Linked DNA regions of Mus musculus: regions 1, 3, 4 and 5 are each linked to region 2. Evidence: chromatin loops called from intact Hi-C (ENCODE). Cell type or tissue: left cerebral cortex. All regions are shown on one strand. Region 1 holds the start of P4ha1 (procollagen-proline, 2-oxoglutarate 4-dioxygenase (proline 4-hydroxylase), alpha 1 polypeptide). Region 2 holds the start of Micu1 (mitochondrial calcium uptake 1). Region 3 overlaps Mcu (mitochondrial calcium uniporter). Region 4 holds the start of Gm23803 (a small nucleolar RNA gene). Region 5 overlaps Mcu (mitochondrial calcium uniporter).

Region 1 (5,000 bases), 380 kb after region 2:
ATACCCAGGTTAGTCATTTATTAAAAACAAAGCATTCCTCCCACAGAAATTAAGGCTCATAAGGTTTATAGCTGTCTCCATTCTCTCTATATCCCTAGCATCAAAGCAAATGCTTGAAATTAACTGCTCCATGAAAACCACAGCTTGTCAGTCCATAACTCACTCTGTAGTAACAGAAAATTAGTGTCTCCTCACCAAAGCTACAGCTCTCCTACAACAATGGTGATACACAGGAGAACTAAAGCTTTGCTTTCTTTCCTCTTCCTCCTCCTCCTCTCCCCCTTCTCTTCTCCTCCTCTTCATCTTCTTCCTCCTCTTCCTCCTCTTCTTCCACCTCCTCCTTGGTTTTTTATTTTGTTTTTGTTGTTTTTGGTTTTTTGAGATTGAGTTCTCTATGTAGCCCTGACTATGCTGAACTCACTCTGTAGACCAGGCTGGCCTCGAACTCACAGAGATCCAATTGCCTTTGCCTCCCAAGTCCCAGGATTAAAGACATGTATGACCACCACTGGCTATAAAGGTTTTTCAATTTTTTTTTCAATATTTATTCTTTACAATTACAAGTTGTATCTGGTTTTCACCTATTTTACTAGCTGAGTTACAAAGTGACAAAATGCCCAAGCCTTTTATCAAAGTCTCAGCTTAATTTCAAAGTAAAAAAAATTCAGTATAACAATGGAAATAGCTTCATCCACCTAAAAGAGAAACAGTAGACCTTTTCTTAGTCTGTAAATCCAAAAAGCATCTGCCCTCAGGAAAAAATTAGACACAATATTGCAAAATCAAACTGTCATGACCTTTTAAAGTAAGGAACAAAAATCTATGCTTCCTACAAAAGGAAAAGATAAAGCTTCTAATTCATATTTAAGGTTCTGAAATGACACTGACGGTCTAAAGTTAAAGAAAATCAGTGGCTGAAGAAAAAAAAGAAAGAAATCACGACTATTCCTATTTCAAATCAAGATAAAAATATTCAGAGCGTGTTCACTTTCAGCTTCTACTTCCTGCTTAAAAATCTCTTTTCTCCCTAGAAATAATCAAAATAACCCTTTTGTGTCTTTTTAAAGTTTAATTTCCAATGTTCCTGCTACGCAGGAGTAATTTTTTTATGCGATTATTTTAGGAAAAGACTAAGTTCCATTCATAAGCTTCATCTAAACCTGAGAAGGGAAACGAGGTTTTTTTTTTCCCCCTCAACCTTAAAAAAAAAAAAGTTGATGAAAGAACAGCGTTGCCACGTCTCCCCCCTCCCCCACTCACGTAGTGGCTATTCCATCCCTCCAGAGTGCATTCCAAGGAAAAAGTCCAAGAGCCATGGCTCTCGAGTTAAGTCGAACCTGGCAGGTTCCTTTTAATTAAAAAAAAAAAAAAAATCATTTCCTAAAAGAGAACCCAGGAGCTTGTCTATCCCTTTCTGTGGAGGCTCTTCCCTATAAACCACGGTGCAATACCCCAAGAGTCCTCATTTTGGATGGTCAGCTGAAGATGTTAAGTCCGAAAGCCTGCCTTTGTACCAAATTCCCACTCTCTAGGAGAAACAACCTCGTATTTAACCGTACCATCCTTCCCCACACTGAACATCCATCTGGGGTCAATCACAAAATTCAGTTTAAAAGTCTCACACAACCATAGAAGGTTTGGCCAAAATGGACTGACTTGTTGACCCTGCAAGAGGAGGGGAGCGTGAAAGACGAAAAGGGAAAGGGGATCATCAGGGTGAGCTGAACCAGAGGAGGTGGGCAAGATTGGAAACCAGGAGGAAAGAAGGAGCAGAGGGAGAGAGAAATACAGAGACAGACGCGTGTGTCCTTAAGTGATTCACTGGGATGAAGAGGAAGGAAGAAGCCAGCTTCCCCAACTGTGAATGACAGCAACTTCTCAGCTAAACTCGGCGCCCCGGGCTATGTCTACTTGCTGAGACAACGCCGAGAAGCGCAACAGACAAGTTCAGTCCTAACTTCTGAGTAGGTCCCACTTCCCAGCTTTACTTTCCAAAAGTGAAAAGGAAAAAGAGAAGAAGAGCGATCGAAACGGAGAGACTCAGCCCCCGGCTGCAAGCGCTGCCTGCTTTCTCCACTGCCACATGCTAACCATCTGCGGCTCGGGCGGCCCAGACCCCCGCCCGTCCGCCCTCGCCTTCCCCCGGCTTAGTGGGGCGGACGAGGTACCGCTGCACAAGTCATCAGGGAGGCTGGCTGCCCGGGATGGAACATTCAAGAAGGTCCTAGTGCTGGGGCGGGGCGCAAGCCGCTGCTGCCGCTCCGGCCAGAGGCAGGACGGGGGTGGGGGGACGGCGAGGGAAGCTGGGAGAGCGCCGGGGCGGCCTGACTTCGGGGGTGCGGGGCCGGGTCCTCTCGGGGAGACCCGGGGGCGGCTGTGAGAAGGGCTGAGCCCCACTCCAGAGCGAAGGGACCCCGGCTGCCCGCGGGGACCCCGCATCCGTCTCCAAGATCGGAGGAGCGCCTCACCTGGATAGCGGGCCGGGAGGAAGGCGACAGCTCGGCTCGGGTCAGTCCTGTCGCCTGCAGTCCCCGCTAGCTAGCTCCCTGCCGCCCTCAGCCTGCTGGCAGTGCGACTGGGCAGTAGAGGGAGCCAGGCGTCCCTTTTATATTCCCCTGCCGCGCCGGCGCGCCGGAGAGGGGGCGGCCGCAGCCCTCGCTACGTGCGCTCTGTCACACCAGCTCCCGCGCCACTGCGCAGGCGCTTGCGGCGAGCCTCCCACCCACCCGGGAGTCGCCCAGGCCCGGGGTGTTCCAAGCCTAGGCTGGCCCACGCGAGGACGCAGTGCGCCTGCGCAGAGCTCCTGCCACGCCACCGTTCCCGTGGTTACCATGGGGCTTCCACCACCACCCCCGCCCGGGTTCCTGTAGGATTTAGCGCCTTCATTTCAGGGTCAGCGGCGGGTCTCAGAGCCATCGAAGCCATCAGGAAGGACAGTTGTGCAAAATTAGGAGAAGTTTATAAGAATTTAGGAAATAAAGTGGAGGTGTGGAGTGGGAAACAAGACGGTGTATCCGGGGTGACTGTCGGGGCTGGCTTGGCCCACAGGGGTTTTTGCTTTAATAAGCGTCTTTTTTACACTTTTGAACACGAGGATTTCGCTTAATCTCCCACCCGCATACTTTATGGGTGAATAATAGATGACAATTGAGTGTCATCTGAGGTTAAATCCTAACCCACTCTGTATAAAGTTAGATTTTAACTTCCCTGTATCTTGGGTGCTACATCTGCAAAGAAGGAATACAATATTATCTGTTCCCTAGGCCCTAGGCTTGCTGTGAGAAACAATGAGACAATGAATGAAAAAGCACTTACTTAGCACATGCCTAGGATTCAGGAAGAGCATGGAAACATATAATGGGGCTGGGGAGGGGGTGTACCAGGATGTTGGGTTTTGAGCATTTACCTAACATGGAAAAAAAAGGCCTTAGACTTTATTACCTAGCCTCAAACAAACCAGCACAGAAACAAGCATCAACAACAGTAAGTCTGGAGATGTGGCACACACAGCTAAGATTTCAGTTCCCAGCACCGTGCTGGGTGGTGGCTCACAACATCCTGAAACCCCAGGTCGGGCAGATCAACAACTCTGGGCTTCCAAGAACACCGGTATTTAACCACACAAGACACATACGTATAGTTAAAATGAATAAAATTAAATCTTTAAAAAAATACTACTGAGCACACTATATAAGGCACGAACTGTGTTTGAGTTTAGTCTTGATCTAAAAGAAGAGAACCTTAGTTACTGGCAATAAGGACAATGCCAGAGATAATTTACTTCCTGTCAGGGAAAGAAAGACTTTTCTAACATTTGTTACTCGTTTAAAACTGTAAAGTTTTCCTTGCTTGCTAAAGTATGGAACTGATTGGCACTTATCTGGGACAGAGAGACAAAGAGCTTCAGGCGTCTGAAAGCAATGGTTTCTAAAAGTGTGGCTCTGTGGGTCTAGTCAGGAGCAGTAGAGCCAAAAATGTTTTTGTAGGACGATTTCGATTCTTTTGCTATAATGACAACACAGTTGGATTTTCCAGAGACTTCTGCTCCTTTGTCATGGTTTAAGTGTGAGGCATATCCCAACCAGGCCACTAGTAAGAGAATTTACAGAAGAAAAACAAAAAAAGCAAAAAACCACACAGCCACCCCACTAATACTCTTAAGATGTTTTTATTAAAAATGTTTTTCTGCTAACTTGTAATATAGTTGTTTTAAAATGCACAAATAAAGCTATTTTATATATTTTTTTAACCTCTCACTACAGTAAATCCTGCCAGATATGACCCATATAAAAATCTCCTTTAATCCTTAATATGTTTTATGAGTCACGGACCAAAGGATGTCTCCAGACCTGAAGTCAGTGAAGCTTCAGTGTCAGGAATCAGAATTGCCAGCACCCCCTTCTAAGATCCTTGGAGGGGTCTTAGCAATATGTCTACATGACCATATGCTCTTATGAACTTTGTAAAAGTAAGACAGTGTTGCAGTTCTTGTTCACCCCCGGAACTCTCCCTCTGCCGTACTTCCTCTTGACTGAAGGTGTTGGAGTCGCTGGCAGGCATTTAAAATCTTTTGCTAAAATTGAACTGGGGTTACATTTGGTTTGAATTTAGTAAGATTTATTTTTGTAGCCTAGAGTCTCTTCTATCTGTGGTTAGGTTGTTGCCAGCTGTCCCAAGCATCCAAGAATACTCTTCCCACCCATTGAGTTGGCTCTCCCAAGATTATGAGAGTAAGGTGCAAGAGCAGACCTCAAACCTCTTAGTTATGTGAATGTGTGCTCATTCTAGAGTCTATAAATAAATAAATAAATAAATAAATAAATATGCAATGTGGAATGTGTAGCTACATAGACGAGTGCTTGGTAGCACATGTGCCACTCCACTGCCTGACTGTTTAGTTGGTTTTGTTTTGTTTGTTTTGTTTTTAGAAGCAGGGCCTCACACTGTATATAGGCTAAGATAGTGGGAAGTTACTATGTAGCCAGCCTCAAAATTGTGAT
Region 2 (5,000 bases):
AAGGAATCCACTCCCTTTTTTGGCATCAAAGGAAGCTCTTTCTATTAGAAGTTGGGGGGATATTGTGGTAAACCTTTTTTTTAAAAAGTACTTTTATATAAAAGGAAGTATACCAGATAACTCTTTGGGGGAAAATGGAGAGTATTTAGCTTGTGCTTTCAATACTGTTGAAACTGTTCAAGAGCTAAAACTAACTTTGCAGTTTAAAAGTAAACATATATATACATATATATGTTGTATGTATATATGTTGTGTGTATGTGTGTGTATATGTATGTGTGTATATATATGTGTGTGTGTATATACATACATATAATATACATACATATATATGGCTTTACTGCCAGCCTGGTGGCACATGCCTATAATCCCAGCACTCAGGAGCCTGAGGCAGAAGACTGCCATTAAATATTCAGCCAACTGTGGGGGTTGGCGGGGAGAGCATCATTAATTACTTGAGTCTTTAAAATGACTACAAAGGTCTAAAGTAGTTGTTCAGTTAAATATAACGGTTATAATTATTTCATGTGATATTCAATTACATGAGGAATTATGTATTATTAGTTTTTTTTTCCTCTAAGCATAAGAAAGCAAGTTACAGAGCCTGAGGCAGGGTGTTTATACCTAGGAGTTCAAGGCCAGCTTGGGCAACACAGTGAAACACTGTATCAATAGATGGGTGGATGGACAGACAGACGGACAGATGGATGGATGGATTTACTGAATACAGTAACCACTCCATGAAACTATAATAAAGGCAGTGATGCTCTTGCTTTTACCAGAATTGGCTTTATCATTGGCTCCTATCATTCTCTCCAGGCACACCAGCCATTCCAGAATCTTCACTTTCTGCTAATATTATTTTGAATGTTATGACCCCTGTGCGGATACTTAGGTGTTGATGACTCTTTCTTGGCATCAGTAGGTAGCCAGGGTGATGTCTTTAAGCAAAACAGAATCAAAGATTGATGAGAAGTGGGGACCGAACCCATTGAAGTCTGTAAGGTCTGGGCAGGCCTGTAATCCCACCCACCATTCAGTTGGCAGAGACAGAAAGATTCAGACTTTAAGGCCAAACCTAGTGATGGGGGTGGGGAACCTACCTCAAAAAAAAAAAACAGAACAAAAAAGAATTCAAACAAAACAAAGTAACTGGTGGCCAGAACATCTTCCCGGATAAGTGGCATTCTAAACTCTTTAGGATAAGATTCTAAACAAGCATCACATTGTCCACACCGGCAAACATTCAGGATGGTCGAGTCCGCCAACTGTTTGTTATGTCTCAAAGGCTGACAATCAGTGAAACCTAAACTCCCCAACAGATGTGTTTCATCTCCAGCACACACTCCTTTCTAATGCTGTTAAATCACCTCCCTGTCTGACCCTACTGACTGCTTTAAAGTAAACAGAGGTTTATTAAGGGAGTCATCCCAGAAGTGGATCAAAACATGTATTTATAAACAAGCGGGAAAAAAATAGGTCTTTCCAAAATGTCTCAGGAAGAAAATTATTTAATCTTAATTATTTATTTACATGCACAAATATTTGCACTTCAAGCACCTGAAAGGGACTGTAGACAAAACCTCGGATTTATAAAGGTGACAACTTATTATAAAACACAGTCCGCCTTAAACTCTTCTTCTAGCATCCCACATAATCAGTAATACCTGGCTCATTCTCGAAACATCGTGTGGGTAGCCCCGACTGGGACTGGGCACAGACAGAGAAAGGGAGAATGAGAACGCGAAGTTGCTGGTGAGGATAAAAAACGGAACAGTCCGAGAAGTCTGCAGTTTGTTTTGCTTTTCTAAAAGGCCAATGATCCCCCCGCCCCATCTTCTCTATCCCCAATACATGTATTTATCTATCTTTCTGTCACAGCTCTAAACTCCTCCATCTACTTCTGACCACATCCACGAATTCCGGGAGAACTAGTGTGTCCTGGCCGCAGGTGGAGAGGATGCACTCTGAGGCTAGAAGCCGGGCACTACAAGTTCTCCCTGACAGGGATAAGGGGTGATAGGGTGAAGGGAGCGGAGGACCGAGAGTCCCCTCAGCATATCACCAACAGCATCACCAAGACAGCAGCAGTCCCTGGCGGACCTGAAAAGTGGCCGGATCTCAGAGCCACACGAAAGGCTCGTCCCCAAAATGCGCCGACTTCCCCTCCCCTAAACTCGCCTCCAGGCGATCAGATTCCTCACACTCACCCGTCCGCGCTCCAGCTTTAGCAGCAACTCGGAGAATGCCGCCCACCTCTGACAACCATAGAGACGCAAATGCCGGGGAGCCCCGCTCTGCGTCCTCCGCCCACTCTCACGTGACTCCCTTAGCCGCTGGGCCTGCCGGGATCTTGATGAAACGTAGCAGGGAGGAACCGAGTTGGGGAAAATGGGGCGGGGCGGAGAGGCAACCCCGCCCTTCTCTGGGGCCCGCCCACACTTCGGATCCCGCCCCGAGTCAAGACTCCGCCCTCGCCTGGGGGCCCGCCCTGTCCTCAGCCCCGCCCACACGTCGGTGCCACGCCCTCGCTGTTTAGGCGGGAATGCCGGCAGATTTGCAAAATCCCTCCTGCATTCCATTGCTGATTTTGTTTCTCTGCTGTCAAAGTCCACCTCTCCTGTGCCTCTTTCTAGTTAAACCCTGCTCTTCCGTAAGTGGGAAATTGATAACGAGGTTCTTCCCACCAGTCTAGAGGCTCACACTGGTTTTATTTTAGGAACATCTTTTATTTATTCTTTGACAGTTTCGTAAGATATAATGTATCTTAATCTTATCCACCTCCAGTTCTCCACGTTCACTCCTTCCAGGAAGTCCCCGCTAGTCTCCCAACACTTGGAACTTAGAGGCTAGTGTGGTTTACTTAGACCTGTGTCAAATTATGAAACAGAGGAGCTCAGCAGGTAAGGGCTCTTACTACCAAACCAGATAACCCGTATTTGAGTCCCAGGACACTTATGGTGGAAGGAGAGAACTGACTGATGCAAGTTGTCTCCTAACCTTCAGAACCATGCTGCGGAACACACATACCTGCATGCATACATACATACATACATACATACATACATACATACATGAAAAAAGGGAAGGAGAAAAGAGCGAATAAAAGTCTTCTCTTGGGACACACATCTTGTTATCTCTGAAACTTGTAAATTTCACATTGCATCGTAAATACCATAGAACACTTTGGAGGCTCACGGGATAAATTAACTCTTTATTTGAATAAGGAAAAGAGAAAAAAAATCATCAATATATAAATTGTTGAATAAAATTTTCAGCCAGATGTGGTGGCATAGAACTGTAATCCCAGAATCTGAGAGATAGAGGCAGTAGGATCAGGAGTTCAAAGCCATACTTAGTTACATAGTGAGTTTGAGGCTAGTGTGGGCTCTATAAGATCCTGTCTGAAAAACCAAGCCAAACATAAAAATCCATCAAGATCAAGGAAGACAATGATTAAGTTGGGCATGTTGGTATATGACTATAACCCCTGTAGAGACGGAGGCAGGAGGATCAGGAATTGTCTTTAGGTTGTCCTCAGCTACATAAATAGCAAATTTTTCCCTTACCTCCATCCATGTACCATAGCAAATGTGTCACCCCACACACATACTCACACACATAATAATATGTAAATAAATATAAGAAGAAATATCCAGGTATCCCTCCCCTGCCCCACACCAGTAGTTCCCATGCCATGTTGATAATCAAATGCCTCACACTTAACTGGAGAGATTTTTGGTTTAGGTTTTTATTTGAGACAGTTCTTTTTATATAGGCTAGGGTACCCATGCTGTTCTCAAACTCATGGTAATCCTCCTGCCTTGGCCTCCAAAGTGCAGGGGTTGTGGGCATGCACTACTATGCCTGGCTCAGGGTAAAATAACACAGATTCCTGGATCCTAAGATACACTCACTGGACTAGAACGGTGCTCAGAAATCTGGATCTTCATAGTCCCATGTGATTTCCATGTAGGTGTTGAATGGGAAAAGAAATGGATTTGGGTCTTTTTTTCCCCTCCATGCCACAGAATAAAATATCTCTATTTTGTCTTCAGTATAGCAAAAGTACATTATACTAGAAATCCTGCGCTATTTTGTGTGTGTGTGTGTGTGTGTGTGTGTGTGTGTGTGTGTGTGTGTGTGTGAGAGAGAGAGAGAGAGAGAGAGAGAGAGAGAAGTTTTTTTTCTCTTTCAGTTGGGCCAACATATTAATTGACATGCTTTCAAGCATTTCCTAGTTACCTATTTTTATCACATACATAAAAGTAGCAATTCCAGGTGTGACCACAGCAGGCTCAACTTATTACACCACAGTGAAAAGTGAATCTCTCCTGAGACAGGCATCTGAGTGACTGGAGTGTCATTTCATAAGCCTTCCATTCAATTCTTTCAAATGAATTCAAAATAGACTCCCCATCCTTCATTATATCTATCTTCAGAGTTTTATAAATTATAGTCTTTAAAAACCTATGCAGATTTCCAAAGCTTTCCTCTCTCTTCTGTAGTGCTGGAGACTGAACACCGAACTTTGTACAGTCTAGGAAGCCCTCTAGAATTGAGCTGTTTGCCACCCCACAGATTCTTGTTGAGGAACTAGTATAGTCCAGTATCATTTAGAAGTTAAGTTCTTAGTTGCTATTGTAGTGTGTATGTTCTTTCCTGATAATTATGGCCAGAAATAATTATATTCAAATAAGTAAGAAAAAAAATTTTTTAAACCTTAAATATTCCTTTCTTTTTATCTATCACAAATGAAGCAAGGAAGACCAGCTGAATCAACGATACATAAAAATTTTAAATCTATTCTTTTTCATTGTAGTTGAAGGTAACTACAAAATCAAAGAATCGCTTCTCCTATTTTGAGTCCTAAATCCATTTTTTTCCACTTTTATAAAAGGAAGCCGGCGTTCATGGAGAAATGGTTGAATTCAGGGCGAGGGCAGAAAGGTCCAAGAGGATCTGGAACATCTTGTGTTAGAAAGTCTGGCTGTACCCAGG
Region 3 (5,000 bases), 210 kb after region 2:
AAGCTAAGCATGTTGGGTAGGGGTATATACCTGAAGTCAATCAGGAGAGGCTAACGCTGGATCAGTATTTAACATGAGGGGCCAGAGTAGACCTTTCCCAGCAGGGATGACATTTGAAGAGCTAAGGGGAGAGAGGGAACCAAGTAGTCATGAAAACCAATGTTATAAACTCAGCTTGCAATCCTCCTGTCTCCCTTCCCAGGGTGCTGGGACTGCAAGCATGCATCGCCATGCTTTAGTTCACAAGGAAACTATTTAACAAGAAAGCAGTGATCAAAACACCCATAAAACTCCAGACTATACTGCTTGCCCATCATGGTCAAGGCCCTGGGTTTAATCTTCCGTACATACAAAAAGAAAAAAAAGAAAAACAAACACAAGACTCTAAAACTGCATACTGGAAAAGACTAAATATATGTTTTATATTCCTATAAATAAATATAAGGAGACTAGACTTTCCTAATGAACAATTCCCAGATTAGTTCACAGAGAAAGCAGAGCACCTCAGAAATGATAGTAAATAACAGGCCAGTAGAGACATTGCGGATGCACACAAGGAAAAAACCTCAGGGTGATGCATTCAGCATTGGTTACTACACTACAATGCAGACAGTAGTCATGGGAACAGATGCAAACTCTGTGAGGAGAACTCTGTAAAATGCTTCTCTAGGATACAGATAAAGATTCGGAAGGAGAGACATGGGATTCTAGGCTACATCAGGTATAGTTGCATACACCTAGATTTCCAGAGGCAAGTAGATCTCTGTGAGTTTGAAGATAGCCTGGTCTACACAGTGAGTTCCAGGTCGGCAGGGCTACATAGTGAGACCCTGTCTCAAACCACAAAGACTCCTGGATGCAAAGGCTTGACATAATACAGATGGTAGTTTCCCCTATGTCAACCCATGGAATTAGCATGGTCTCAAAACAAAATGCTTGGCACTTACAGGTGAACACTCACTGTAGACCAGGCACTGTTCTAAGTGCAGTATATATACTACCAATTCAGTTCTCCTGACAACTAACCAAACCAGATACTAAAATTTACCATAAACCCAGAATGTGGAACCATCATCGTGGTTATCTGGTTGCGAGCAGACAGATCACTGGATAGAGCAAAGCTTTGTTCAGAAACAGACTGAAATTCATATAAGTATTTGGAAAAGGAGGAGGATGCTGTCTGAGGTGAGATGAAGCCAGCCATGCTGCCGTGGAAGAGAGACTGGCTGTTTGTCTTTCTTAAATGTGACTGAAATTAAGTCCAATGAATCAAAATTTTAAACCCGAAAGAAAAACCAATTAAAATATTCTAAATATTAGTTCTAAATATTAGTGTCCTGGGTACTTTTCTCTCACTCTGAAGAGACACTGTGTGACCAAGGCAACTTATAAAAGAAAGTGTTTAAATAGGTCTTGCTTTCAGAACTCAGAAGGTCAGTCCAGAATCATCATGGCAGGAAGCATGGTGGCACACAGGCAGGCATAACGTGATGCCAGAGCAATAGTTAGAGCTTTAATCTTATACAGAAGCAGCAGACAGCGAGAGACACTGGGCCTGGCTTGGGCTTTTGAAATCTCAAAGCCCAGCCCCAGTGACACACTTCCTCCAACAAGGCCACACCTCCTAATCCTTCTCAAGCAGTTCCACCAACTAGGGACAACATATTCAAACAGACGTAAGTGCCTGTCAGACCATTCCCATTCCAAACAGCACAGTCAGTCTTTCTTACGTTCCCAGATGTCTTCAGGAGGAAGGAGGTGGGAGGTAATGAGATTCCTGCATCCTGTGTTACAACTGAGTTTCCTTGTGCATTGTCCTGGATTCCTAAATGGTCTCGATTGTCTTGGCATGGGTTTTCTTTAGTGCCTTCCTGCCTTTCTTCTGTCATACTTTTGGGACTGGGAAAGATAAAAAGAAAGGGCTTAGTGAGAAATGTGTTCAGTATTCTCCTTGAAACCTAGCTCATTTCTGAGAACTTCAGTCTAGACTCCTGGCCGCAGCACTGCCCTTTGAAGATGCGGCAAAAGTGTGTGACCGTGACTTCGTTCTAATGCTCTGGGCTCAGGCGCTGAGGTTGCCTGTCCAAGATTTTAATAAGAAAAGCAAACAGCAAGAGCCAGAGCCCACTCCAATACTGAAGCTGCACAGTGCATCGCATTCTCATAACTAATGAAAGAGATGCCAGTCTAAGGTCTGGCAGCGAGAGGCAGGGAAAGTTAGAGCGGATAATGCTTAACCAGGATTGCTTTTAAAAGTCAGTAATATATTTTCCCCCAGGTGTGACTGTCATTTTGTTTAGTATGAGACCACCCTTCTATGTATGAAGATGTGTTAGTTGATAGTGTCCCTGTTGTTTAACAGGCTGCTGGGAATGCCTTTTATTGTTTCGGTTCATTTGCATTCTCTGCTTCCCGGTGAAGATGCTAGCGTTATTTGGAGCACATGTGCCTAGAATCAATTTGCCCTGATGGTTTACCTGGCTTTTGTCTCTTAGGCACACCAGAGGCCGGCTTCCTGGCAGAGCGTGGGAGCCGCATATTGCAGTACGGTTGTGCCCTCTGATGGTGAGTTTCAGAAAATCCATTTTTACATCTTACTTTTTTTTTTTTCCCTATCCTCCTTACCTTAGTGTTTCCAGACATTTTTAGTCAATATAAACATTTTTTGTTGTTGTTGTTTTGTTTTTTGTTTTTCGAGACAGGGTTTCTCTGTATAGCTCTGCTGGCTGTCCCTGGAACTCACTTTGTAGACCAGGCTGGCCTGGAACTCAGAAATCCGCCTGCCTCTGCCTCCCCAGTGCTGGGATTAAAGACGTGCGCCACCACGCCCGGCTTAAACATTTATTTTTAATAATTTTATTACATCTATTTATTTGGGGGTGCATGCATGGCATGGCATGTGTTTGCAGGTCAGAGGACAACTTGAGGGGGTCAGTTCTCTCCTCCCACCACGTGAATTCCAAGGACTGAACTGAGGTTGTCTGGCTTGGCAGTGAGTACCTGTACCTGCTCGGCCACCTCTGCAGCCCACTTGCTGATTTACAGACTGTATTCCCACTCCTGGGTCTCTTGGAGGTCAGGGAAAGGGGATGACGGTTAGAGAAAGGGATGTGGAACTGGGATGAGGGTGAATTCAGAGAGTTAACTAACACAGACTAGTTGTCCGTCAAGTCTTCATAGGTCCTCAATGGTCATTCACGTTTAGAAACAGGTGATGAGTTACTTCTCTGCCGGTGAAATGAGCCAGTTCAAGCCAGTTTTGGTTATATTAAATGCAGGTTTATTGGGAAGCTGCTCTTGGATAAGTTTGCTGGCCCCAAGGACCGAGGCCAGGGAAGTCACCATGGGAAGGGAGAGAGAGGAGACGGGGAAGAAAAAGCGAGAAAGTGTGCGTGCAGAGAGACAGGAGAGGAGAAGAAAGAGAAGGAAGACCAAAATGCCTGGATTATATAGGGAGAGGTCCTGGGGGAAAGGCCGGATACTTTGTAAATGTTCAGAGTGCCCCAGACTGTCAAGACGATTGAAACTTTGCTTATTTTTTTCTTTAATCAATTTATTTTTTTTACTTATTAACTTTACATCCTGCTCACTGCCCCCCTCCTGAGGGCACTCCCTTCCACAATCCTTACCCCATCCCCTTCTCTGGGTGTCCCTCCTTCCCTGGCATTTCAAGTCTCTGCAAGGCTAGGTGCTTCTTCTCCCACTGAGGCCAGACAAGGCCTGAAGCCTAAAAGAACATATCCTACGGACAAACAATGTACCCTTTGGGATAGCCCTCACTCCAGTTGTTCAGGACCCACATGATGACCAAGCTGCATAGCTGATACATATATATGGGAAGGCCTAGGTTCAGCATATGTTCTTTGGTTAGTGGTTTAGACTCTGAGAGCCCCAAGGGTCCAGGTTTGTTGACTCTGTTGATCTTACTGTGGAGTTCCTGTCCCATTCAGGACCCACAATCCTTCCTCCTGTTATTTCATAAGAGTCCCCAAGCTCCATCGACTCTTTGGCTGTGGGTATCTGCATCTGTCTGAGTCAGCTGTTGGGTGGAGCATCTTGGCAACTTGTTCCTGTTTGCAAGCATACAGAGTATCATTAATAGTGTCAGGGATTGGTGTTTACCCATGGGATGGGTCTCAAGTTGGGCTGGTTATTGGTTGGCCATTCCCTCAGTCTCTGCTCATTCCCCCATGCCTATATTACTTGTAAACAGGATAAATTTGGAGCTGAAAGTTTTGTGGGTGGGCTGGTGTCTCTATCACTTTACTGGAGTTCCTGTCTGGATGGATATAGGTGGTGGCCTCTTCAGGTTCCATATCTCCAATGCAGTAAGTCAGAGCTAAGGTCACCCCCATTGATTCTTAGATGCCTCCCTTGTCCCAGGTCCTGTCTCATCCTGGAGATGCCCCACCTCCACCCCACCCCCACCTAAGGTCATGTCTTCTAACTTTCACTACCATTTCTACCATAATTTTTCAATTTACAGAGCTTGGCCTAGGGGTTAACATATTTTGTGTAAACTTCAGTTTGATCTTGTTCTAAATTCAACTCTATAAGCATTAATTCACAGACGGCATGCATTAAAAGAACATCTTGCAAATTCACAGAAACAACAAAACTGAAGAAGCCCAAAATGGATCATGCAAGCCCCAGATCCTCTATATCTGTCAGTTTAAGTTTACAGGGTAACAGGAATCCTTTCCCCGAAGCTGTTGGGTAATCTGAACACATACACACGCACTCATGTTTGGTGATTCTTCAGCCCTTGGAGGAAACCTTGCTGGGACCAGCCCAGCATCTAGGTAAATTGAGGCCAACAGCCATGGGTGGCGATGGTGGCGCCAGTGATTATGGGTGCAAAAGTTGCTTACTAATTGTAAATTTTTTTCTTCCTTTAAGTCTTTGCTATTCTAAGGCCAAACGCCGCTGGCTTCTGGTAATTAACTCCTGCTGTTATCAGCAGGGCATTAAAAAGAAGATTTGATTGCTAGGGCTCTTTT
Region 4 (5,000 bases), 110 kb before region 2:
TCTGAGCTCTTACAGCAGGTAAGGCCTACTGGGCATGTCCAAACTGTAGCCTCCAGGCAACCAGCAACCTGGGACAGCTAGGAATGCAACCAACACAAAACTGTCAGCTTACTGAGAGCAGGAGGTATCTTTGTTTTTTTTTTTTTTTTTTTTTTTTTCTGTAACCTGTTTGTGTGGTTCCTGGGCCTAAATTTTGTAGATAATAATGTTGTGTCACAACTGCACCTAGAGGTGTTGCAGGTGTGGCTGCTATGTCACATGTGTGTCAGTAGGTGGCAGAGAAGAGAAAGGCTATGTTTACACTCAGTGTTCTGACCCGCATACATCTGAATGATAGGCAGCCTAACACTCCCAGGGAAAAAAAACCAAAATAATGTTGTGTCAATGTCGAGATGTTGGATATCCTGTCTGATATAACAGAAGAGTATATTTTGCACTGTGATAAGATTAATTTGTTCTTGGTGCCTGAATCTCTCATTATGTACTGCTTTAAAAATTCTTTTGTGTGTGTGTGTGTGTGTGTGTGTGTGTGTGTGTGTGTGTGTGCATGCATGAGCATACCGGGGTCAGAGGACAGCCTTGGGTGGTGGTCCTATCTTGTTTTCCACAGGGTCTCTTGTTCTCTGCTGTATATGCCAGGCTAGCTGGCCCCAGGGCTCCTGGTGATTCGATTGACTCACCACCTAGACTCACCATCCACCCTGCTTTAGGAGAGCTGGGGTTGTATCAGCATGCTATGGTTGGCTGTATGTGGGCTCCAACGACCTGAGTGCTGGTCCATGTGCTTTCATAGCAAGCAGTTTACCTACTAAGCTATCTCCCAGCCCACTATCATGTACTTCTTGAAGTAAAAGTCTGTGGTTTATATTATTTGGTCGGTTACACAAGTGCAGGGTCACATAGCATGTGCTTATTAAATAATTTTGGTTGAATGTGTCTCTGGCTCATTTACACAATTTACGTACCAATTTATTACCAAATGGGCAACTAAGACACACTCTGCAGTAGAGAATGCAGTAGGCCTAAGGGGGAGATGGCACAGCTTCTTTAGAATTGGTATTCATTCCTCAGGGTCGGGGGGGTGGATCTTGAAGTATCCCCTAAAGCTTTGAGGAGATGCCTAGGTATGGGCTCTGCTGGCTAGGAAGGACAGCTTGCTTTTGCAGGGTCACTTCACATACAACAAGCCCGGAAGAAACAATACACACAGCCAAGTACAGCGACAAGCTCCCAGGAGCTCGTGGGCGGGATGGCAGTTCCATGCAAGCCAAAACAATTTGTACTGAGATCTGGAAGCAGGCTGGAGTGATAAATTAGGCAAGACTGGCAGGTACACTTATTCATTAAAGTGAGAACCAAAAGAACTCATCAGCAAAGTTCTGTGCCTTCTGCCACTTGCTATTAGAAAGCTACCATGTCATCAAGTTTTATAGAATCCACGCAAGGAGAGATGCTAAGTAAAGCGTTAGCATAGCACTGTGCCCCATAGGGAAGTGAGAATAGCTGGATCAAAACACAGAAAGACCCTGTCCTCTAAGTTAGAAATCTGAGTCTCAGGGTCCAGACTCCTGGGGGTCCTTGCATCCAGTCTCTGAATCTGGCAGCCCCTGGAAAACACTTTTATGCAGCCCCATAGTCTCTTCTGGCTATGGAAGGATCAGGCTATCCCTTGCATCCACTTCAAAGGTATTGCTGGTGTGTTATAGAAGGGAATCCAATATAACATGGCAGCAAGAAAATTGCCTTGGCAGTCAGAGAGACTCTGTTTTTTTTTTCCTCCCTTGGACAAATACCAAATGTGTACCTCCAGGCAAGCTGTTTAACCCTTTCAAGCCTTGGTTACTTTATTTATAATGTGGGTAAAATGACAGTATCTTTCTCTTGAGGTTACTGCCAAAGTTAAGCTAGATAATACATGTAAAATTATCTCTATTGATCTTTTCTCAGATTTTAATTTACTTTTAATTAATTTACTTAATTAACTTTTTGAGATTGGATCTCACTAGGTAGCCCAGGATGGTGTGAATCCTTTCTTTTCTTTCTTTCTTTTTTTTTTTTTTTTAAAATATATTGCTGGGAACTGAACTCAGGACCTTATGGCTCATGAGACAAGCATTGTATCTCTGAGCTGGGTCCACAGCCCCCTTGAGATAATCTTTTACATTTTAAGAATTACTATTGTTTTGAGATTTGTGCTTGTGTGTGTGTGTGTGTGTGCGCGCGCGCGCGCATGTGCGCGCAAGCGAGCGTGTAGTAGAAGGCGGAGTAGAAGGCACTTGATACCCTGGAGTTGGAGTTAGGTTGTAAGTCACCTGATATGGGTGCTGGGACCTGAACTCAGGTGCTCTGCAGGACACACATTTAACTGTTGGGATACAGTTCAAGGATGGAGTTGAATGAGAATTCTGAGTGCTTTTTAGAAAACCCTAAGAAGACAAGAGTCTTGTGACCTTGGCTTCTTTGAAACACATAACTGTTTTTGGCATGTGTTTCATGCTTCTCCTAAGTGTAGTTATTCTACGCCTTTGTGGAAAAACACAAGAGGTTTGTCCTTGTGACTGTACACTTCATCCACATGATTCTTTTTTTTTTTTAAAGATTTATTTATTTATTTATTATATGTAAGTACACTGTAGCTGTCTTCAGACGCACCAGAAGAGGGCATCAGATCTCATTACGGGTGGTTGTGAGCCACCATGTGGTTGCTGGGATTTGAACTTCGGACATTCGGAAGAGCAGTCGGGTGCTCTTACCCACTGAGCCATCTCACCCGCCCATCCACATGATTCTTAACACTCAGAGTAAAAACTGTCGGATGCTCTGAATAAAGTTGGCTTTTGCACGAGTCCTTAGTTCACCTCATTTTTAGGCCCTATTCTCCCAGGTTCTTGCTGCCAATTACAGCGGCAGACATGCCACATCTTCAGCACCACTGTCATCATCATCAAACTATGTTGGTAATGTGAGTGCTTCCACAGCCCAGCAGAGGGCGTCAGATCCCTCAGAGCTGATCCTGGTGGTTGTGGGCTGCCTGACTTGGGAGCTGGAAAGATAAGGCTATTTCTTAACTGTGGGGCCATTGCCCAGTTGCACAGTCTAGTGTCTCTGAAATCAGCAGACTGCCTAAGATTGTTACTGACTAGAGAGCAACTGTACCCTTGCTGTCTCTGCCTGCAGAAACAAGTCAGAGTTTGCAGAATGGGTGCCAATAGTTTAGGAGAAAATTCCAGATAACTGTGGAATTTTCTTTTCAAACTGCTGTATCACCAATGCTGTGACAGTGCAAAGGACAACAGATGTGGGGAGGCTGATAGGCCGATTCAGAACGAAACAGCCAGAGGTGCTGGCTCTCCAAGGAGGGGCGGTTCAGACTAGTTTATTAGTTCATTTACTTGCATTTCCCTTTTTGTCTGCATAAGAACTCCACGTACCAGAAGTCTAAGACTAGAGGAGTATTGTAAGCTTGATCTTCACTGATGGGGAAAGATACGGACATGGTGAAAGTACTTCTCTTGTGGCAAACTCAACAGCGTTTTCTTTCTTTCTCTGTGATAAGTTGATGGTGCATCCATCCAATGTTTGTGCTTTGTATTTTGCTGAAGTGTGATAGTAATCAGCCTGGCACACACAAAGAGCTCAGTGGACATTAACTATGCACACCAGTATTAGCAACAGGTCTGCCATCAGACTTGCTTCTGTTACCTTGAGATACATTTAAAAACACGATCTTATCCTTATTTTTGCTTATGTATATCTGTGTGAACGTATGATGTGTATGTGAGTATATATGTGCCCATGGAGGTCAGAAGAGGGCACCTGGTCCCCTGGAGCCAGAGTTGCAGGTGGTGTGGGCCACCTGATATGGGTCCTCTAGAAGAACAGCCTGCGTTTTAAACCACTGAGCCATCTCTCCAGCCTCCCTTCAGCTACAATGACAGAGAACTACATCACCTTCTATGAAGACAACATATAATGGGGAAGGGACTCATGCGGCCCAGCCCTTGGCTGACGAGCTTCGGGCAGCTGATGCCGGCCAGCTGCTGGCGCAGGGTGAGTCACTTTTTGTCAGCGGTCCCTGGTAAGTTGCCTGTGCTTCAGTAAATTACCCATGCACATGTTCACATGGGCTACCCTGGTGAAGCTCAGTGAGTCTAAAGAAATAAAAGGCAGGACCATAAGAGGGGTGTGCTGGGAAGAAGCGGTCCAGAGGGACTGGGGGACGGGGTGAGTGGGAGGATGGAGGATGAAGAAGGTGGGGGTGACTATGACGCAAACACCTTATATGCATCTATGAAATTACCAAAGGGTAAATTAGAAAAGGCGACATAGAGAAGCTGATTGAGAAAGGACAGTAACAATCACCTCTTTCCCACGCCCACAGGGAGTCCTTGCGCGTAGGAGACAGCATGAACTATGCTTGGGATTAAAGGCTGAATCGGAAACTCATTTTCTAAAAACTAGGCTTTGGTATGGAAACTAGGGCTGTAAGGGGAAACTGTAAGCCCTGCATTAACTCCAAGTGGGGCCCAAATTAATGGGTTGCGGGGCAATGATGATAAATTCTCCCTATTTACTCGCTCATTCGTGCTTCATGGTACTCTCTGAAGAGGCGAACAGCTAGGCCCTCCACACTTACTGAGACACAGCTTACACGTTCAGCGGTGGGGTGGGGGTGGGTGGCGGGTCTAAATTAGTTTACACGGATGTAAATCACTGGCTTGATTACAGCCACGACAAAAATTGCAAAGATTTACCAAGCGGTAACAGAGGCTGTGACCTGATACAAGTCTCTGTGCTCCTGACAGATAAAGAGGCATTGAGCGTGGGACCTCCCCTCAGGGAGCTAAGTCAGGCTGCTTGTCTGTACCCAGGAGGTGGCGACATTACGGAAAACCGCTGGGCGGAAGCTTTCTACAGGGACAATTTCACAGAACTAAGCCGCGAACAAGATCAGTTGAGGAGACAGAGAAATGGTGGTATTCAAGGAATGTGCGTGCCAC
Region 5 (5,000 bases), 200 kb after region 2:
GTGCTTTCAAACAAACAAACAAAAACAGTTTAGAAATACTTTTACAATTTACAAAGGATTCTATAATGCATTTCTATACTTATCACTCTTAAATATCCACGTTTGGTCTAGCTCGTGTCAAATCTTTTCTTTTTTTTTAAACTGGGAAAATTTCTTAGTTTCTTTTCCTCTTGCTGTGATAAAATGCTCTGTGGAAAGTAACATAAGAGAAGATTTATTGGGGTTCACAGTTCAGGGTACTGTCCATCACGGTGGGGCAGGGGTCAGCAGCAGGAGCTTGTGGGAGTTGGTCACTCTGCATCCGTCATCTTCTGTTTTATTGGTTATTTTTGTTTCGTTTTTGAAAAATGAGAGAGCGTGAAGCTGGGTAGGTAGGGAGGTGGGGAAGATCTAGAGAGAGCTGGAGTAAAGGAAAGAATATGAGCAAACCATATTGTATGAGAAGAACTTAGGAAGCAGAGAGCCGTGGATACGTGTGTGCCAGTACACAGCTTGCTTTTTCCACTTTTTAGAGTCCAGAGTCCTTGGCTGGGGAGTGGTCCTACCCAGTTAAGATGGGACTTTCCACACTAATTATTATAATTAAGATAATACTTCATAGACAGTCTCAGAGACTGACCTTAATGTCCGTATCTCCCCCTGAGTTCCTGGTGATTCTCCATTCTGTTAAATTGGCATTTAATACTATCATGGAAAATACATATTGCAGTATTGTCAAAACTCTCTGTTTCCATCCCCAATTTCCAAAATTTTCTTTCCAGAGCTATGTAGTATAAAAATGATATACCATCTCTATGAGTCTTAAGAGTAATCACATTCACATATTCGTTGTTGTTATGTGTATATATTCCTCATATTCAATAGTTATTAATATGTATATATTTATATACCCATTAAAGATAAAGTAATAATGCATGTATTTGTATGTTAATTCATCAAGTACTATAACTTACATACTCTATAGCTTACACATTTACTATACATTGCTTTTGCAATTTATTCATGTTTAAATCAATGGATAGTTTGGGTACTATGCAAACATGAATTATCATTCCTAGCTGTTCATAATTCTTGCAAAATGAAGATGGTAGTGGTATTTGTAAGAAGAGTCATTATTAATATGTAATTGAGCCTCTGTCAGCTCGGACTGTGAAGCCATGACTAGAACTGTTGGCTGAGTGTTTGGTCCCACGTGACCAGCGAAGAGCTGGCTTCAGGCAGAATAAGCAAAGAGTTGGGCTTTCAATTATGTATGAAAATCACCCTAGCTGCCTTGTCTGCATCCCTTTACACTACACTGTGATGATTTGATTTGTAAGAGTTTTAATAACAGCCTCTTTGTGATCATTTTAAGTAATGTGTTAACTATATGAAGCATAACAGCAAACTAAAATAAATCCATCCACTTAACTAACATCAGAGAAAAGGAAAAAAAAGTCATTGAATTTGACGTGTTTTTATGAAGCCCCGGGGTATTAAGAACAAATGTGTTTAAATCTCTCATTAATTAAAGTGTGTTTGTTCTGGGTGGCATTGCTATGGGACTTCGTCTGGCAGTGCGGAAGGAGCACTGGCTGCTCCTGGTCCCTGCCTGTTGCCAGAGCTACAGCTGGAGCTGCTAACTCAGCAGGGCGGTTATCCCGGAAAGGCAAGCGTGCATTGATTGGGTCATAAGTCGGTAAAAAGAGTAAATGGGAAGGGTGTTGAAACACACCCACTCCAGTGCTGGAACTCTCGCCTGTTGTCTCGTTCTCCTAGTGTAGAAATCCACTCCGCTCATGCGCGCGTGGGAGGACAGAGAGCGATGCTCAGGACAGCTACTGCACCCCTCTCCTCACGGGGAAGGAAGGAAGAAAGCTGCGTTCTTTTCCAATACTAGCTGACGCCAGAGCAAAAATAAAAGTCACTTCAGACCTATTTATCTGCACTGCCCCTCGTGTGTGTGTGTGTGTGTGTGTGCGCGCGCGCGCGCGCGCATGTAGGTATACACACATTATTTACATGGGTGCACTTGTAGGCCTGAGGGTGACCTCAGGTGCCTTCCTCGCTTCCTCTCCAGGTTATTCATTATCTCCTACTGAGCCTAGAACTCCCGTTTGATTAATCTGGCTGGCCAGTGAGTGCCCAGGATGCCGTCCCTGCCCCCCTCCACCAGCACCTGGCTTGCAGGAATGACCCCTTTGCACGAGTCCCAGGCATCTGACCTCACACTTCCCTGCCACGCCCTGTTGCTTGGGTCATCTCCCACCCGGTGGTTGGACATTGTTTATTTCGTTAAAGAAGCATCGCAGGAAGAAGGAAGACGAGTTATTAAAATACCGTACTTACTGCTTTCTCCATCCTAGTCTCTGATGCTTTATAAACTTTACCAAAAACTTAAATCTCATACATTTTACTTGTTAAAAAAAATAAATAAAGCAAGAAGCATATTCATGTTAGTTTGTACTCCTTCAGTTTTTTTTTATTTTGAATATTCTCAAATCTAAAGAAAATGATAGAAAGAATACAATGTGCATGTAGTCTTATCCCCATCTAGATTTATGTTATTAATATGTGACTACATTTGCTTTATTTTCCCTATGTATATGCATATGGAAAAAAACGGGTTTTATTTCTTCTATATATGTGCATTCACATGTACACATGTGTGTTAGATTTATTTTCTCTACATACATATTCACATGTTCACATACATGATAGCTTTATTTTCCCAACATATGTGCATTTACATGTACATACACATGCACATTAGTTTCATAGTCTCCACATATGTACGTTCATATGTCCACACGTGTGTTACTTTTATTTTTCCCTGAATATGTGCATTCACGTGTACAGATGCACATTAGTTTCATCTTCTCTACATAGGTGCATTCACATGTTCACATACATGTTGGTTTTATTTTTTTCCCAGTTCCTTTACCTGTAGACACTTTAACCCTGATTTCGTAAGAACACTAGCATTCTCTTGCTCTTGTGCACGATGTAAGAGCTGTTTTCATCTCTGGAACCCTTTTGTTACCTGTTTTTATCTGTATTCAGGAACAAAGGAAGCGGGAGGGAGTATTAATAGCTGCCGCCCACCGCCTAAGTTATTCACCACTGTGCATCTTTCAGAATCCAAGTGTGAAACACAGAGAAGTTCAGCTTCCGTGCTGAATAGATACAAAGTATCGAAGGGACGGGATCCCAAAGCCTTACTCCTGCTGTCTCTTGCACCGTTTCTCCCAGCTGCACAAACCGTTAAATCATCCCCCTCAACTACTTCATTGTGCGTGACACATGTCAGGAAAGAACACATCGCTATTTGTCTTCACAAATTCATAGCTTTCCGAGTTGTAAAGACTCACAATGGCTGCTGTAAGGCCTGTTCATTTCAAAGGCGAAAAGTCTGGTTCAAGGTCATGGAGCTAGGTATGACTGGAGAATCTCATTTTCAAGCTGTCTAGGCAGCATTCTTTCTACCACAGGGATTCTCACTGAAACTCCGTTGCTTCTGCCAGGGTCTTGATAAGAGAGGAGGTGGAGGTCTGAGACCACCACACCTCCCTTGCTCCTGCCTGCGCTTAAATCTGGATTGGGTGAGCTACACAAGGCTTTCCGAGCTTCTGTTTGCATAAGAATTTTCTGGTAACCTTGTTACAAAGCCAGAGGGCTAAGGTGGGAGCTGGGAGTCTGCCCCTCACTCCTGACTAGCTCCTGGGTGATGCAGACGCCACAGGTGCAGGCGACAGCTGTCAGAACCAGCCCAGGTTCGCATAGCCCAGGAGTCCCCCAAATAGGAAAGAGTATTTTCAAACATTACACAGTACTGCACTTTATAAAACCCAGAAACTAATGTAATCAACACCTGTTTATCCACCACCAACCCGAAACGAAATACTTCCAAGGTCATTGCCGCAGTGACCGGAGACTTCATAGACTTAGATGGTAAGACAGAGGGACCCACAGATTCAAGTCTTCTGCCAAAGAGCACTGTTAAGAAGACCACTACATCATGTTCCATTCTCCACTCGCGATATGAGCGTCTTCCAAATGATGTCTGTCTAGTCAGTCTAACAAGTGGCATTCTGCTTTCATTCCTTTTGGAACAGTATAAAGAGTTATCAAGAACAAATCCTAGTGTTTATGTGTCGATAAGGATTTTTGTGGATAAGGATTCTTAAGAATTTTTGTGGTTGGGTATTTTGTCGTCTAAAAATAGTTAACAGTATAGTTATTAACCAACTCAATGTAACATGAAATCCACCCGCAGCAGCCAAAAATAAAACAGACCTTAAATATGTAGGTGAAGGAATACTCTAACTACTCCCCAAATGCCTGTAGCTGTTGTCATTTCTTCTAATTTCTCAGACTCCCTCAGCAGTAAATAAAACATCAGCAATAATTCCCCAAGGGAAAGAGTAGAGTACAAAGCTGTCATAGAGCTTGTCAAAGAAGCTGAAATAGGGGAAAAAGGGGTGGGGGGCGCGACAATTCTGTGAAGTAAGTCTTTATGAAGTTTCTACTACCTCCTGGCATACTGAGAGGTCCTAATATGTAAGGAGATTAATATGTACGAAGTCTTCTGGCTGACCATAACCCTAAAGGGGAGTGTGTCATCAGAACAGATATTAGAACACAGCATGGTGGAATAAAAGGGTTTGGACTGAATCTAGGAACAGTGTATGGAAGTTGTAAAGACGATGAACTTGAAGACATAATGTGTTTAAAAGTAATACAAGGGCTGGGGGTGTGGCCTAGCTGGTAAGCATGCTTGGGGGTGTGGCCTAGCTCGTGAGCATGCTTGCCTGACGTTTTCAGAGTCATGGCTTCAATATCCAGCACCACAAATGATCCCTGAGGAAATGTACACCCCCAGTGCTTGGGAGCTGAAGGCAGGAGGAGAAGAGACTCAAGGTCGTCTTTTGCTACAGAGAACCTAGAATCACTGTTCAAAACACAAACAAAAACTCTCCTTTGTTTTGTTTGTTTGAGGCAAGGGTCTCCTGTAGTTCTGA

Evidence for each region. Hi-C counts contacts between places; a loop is a spot of excess contacts. Peaks named below come from ENCODE experiments on the same cell type or tissue, not always from the same donor. Only the 100,000 strongest peaks of a DNase experiment are listed, where the experiment ranks them.
Region 1: it touches region 2 in a loop (3-fold over the local background); 2 of 42 quality-filtered maps call a loop at or near these places.
Region 3: a loop joins it to region 2, with 2.7 times the contacts of the local background. A loop is called at or near these places in 7 of 42 quality-filtered maps.
Region 4: a loop joins it to region 2, with 2.4 times the contacts of the local background. A loop is called at or near these places in 7 of 42 quality-filtered maps.
Region 5: it touches region 2 in a loop (2.7-fold over the local background); 7 of 42 quality-filtered maps call a loop at or near these places.

What each region holds. Positions count from the first base shown.
Region 1 is chr10:59,320,945-59,325,944 of GRCm38, reverse strand. P4ha1 (procollagen-proline, 2-oxoglutarate 4-dioxygenase (proline 4-hydroxylase), alpha 1 polypeptide) reads right to left here and starts at 2,649. Exons shown (of 15, transcript NM_001316371.1): 1 at 2,469-2,649. In left cerebral cortex, a CTCF peak has its summit at 2,573 (motif pointing right); DNase peaks (open chromatin) are centred at 1,950, 2,134, 2,737, 4,593 and 2 more places; H3K4me3 peaks cover 3,192 bases; H3K27ac peaks cover 2,499 bases.
Region 2 is chr10:59,699,897-59,704,896 of GRCm38, reverse strand. Micu1 (mitochondrial calcium uptake 1) reads right to left here and starts at 2,334. Exons shown (of 12, transcript NM_144822.3): 1 at 2,210-2,334. In left cerebral cortex, a CTCF peak has its summit at 2,229; a DNase peak (open chromatin) is centred at 2,338; H3K4me3 peaks cover 2,084 bases; H3K27ac peaks cover 784 bases.
Region 3 is chr10:59,488,652-59,493,651 of GRCm38, reverse strand. It overlaps Mcu (mitochondrial calcium uniporter), which reads left to right. Exons shown (of 8, transcript NM_001033259.4): 2 at 2,496-2,565. Among named protein-coding and RNA genes, the nearest start is that of Oit3, 49 kb to the right of the region's middle. In left cerebral cortex, a CTCF peak has its summit at 2,554 (motif pointing left); DNase peaks (open chromatin) are centred at 1,857, 2,102 and 2,504.
Region 4 is chr10:59,813,016-59,818,015 of GRCm38, reverse strand. All of the region lies in intron 8 of Micu1 (mitochondrial calcium uptake 1), which reads right to left. It overlaps Gm23803 (a small nucleolar RNA gene), which reads left to right and starts at 219; the gene lies at 219-350. In left cerebral cortex, CTCF peaks have their summits at 260 (motif pointing right), 2,986 (motif pointing right) and 4,875 (motif pointing right); DNase peaks (open chromatin) are centred at 311, 1,259 and 3,024.
Region 5 is chr10:59,500,705-59,505,704 of GRCm38, reverse strand. The region is part of intron 1 of Mcu (mitochondrial calcium uniporter); the gene reads left to right. Among named protein-coding and RNA genes, the nearest start is that of Oit3, 61 kb to the right of the region's middle. In left cerebral cortex, no CTCF peak of the experiment used is centred here; DNase peaks (open chromatin) are centred at 1,742 and 3,083; H3K4me3 peaks cover 645 bases; H3K27ac peaks cover 174 bases.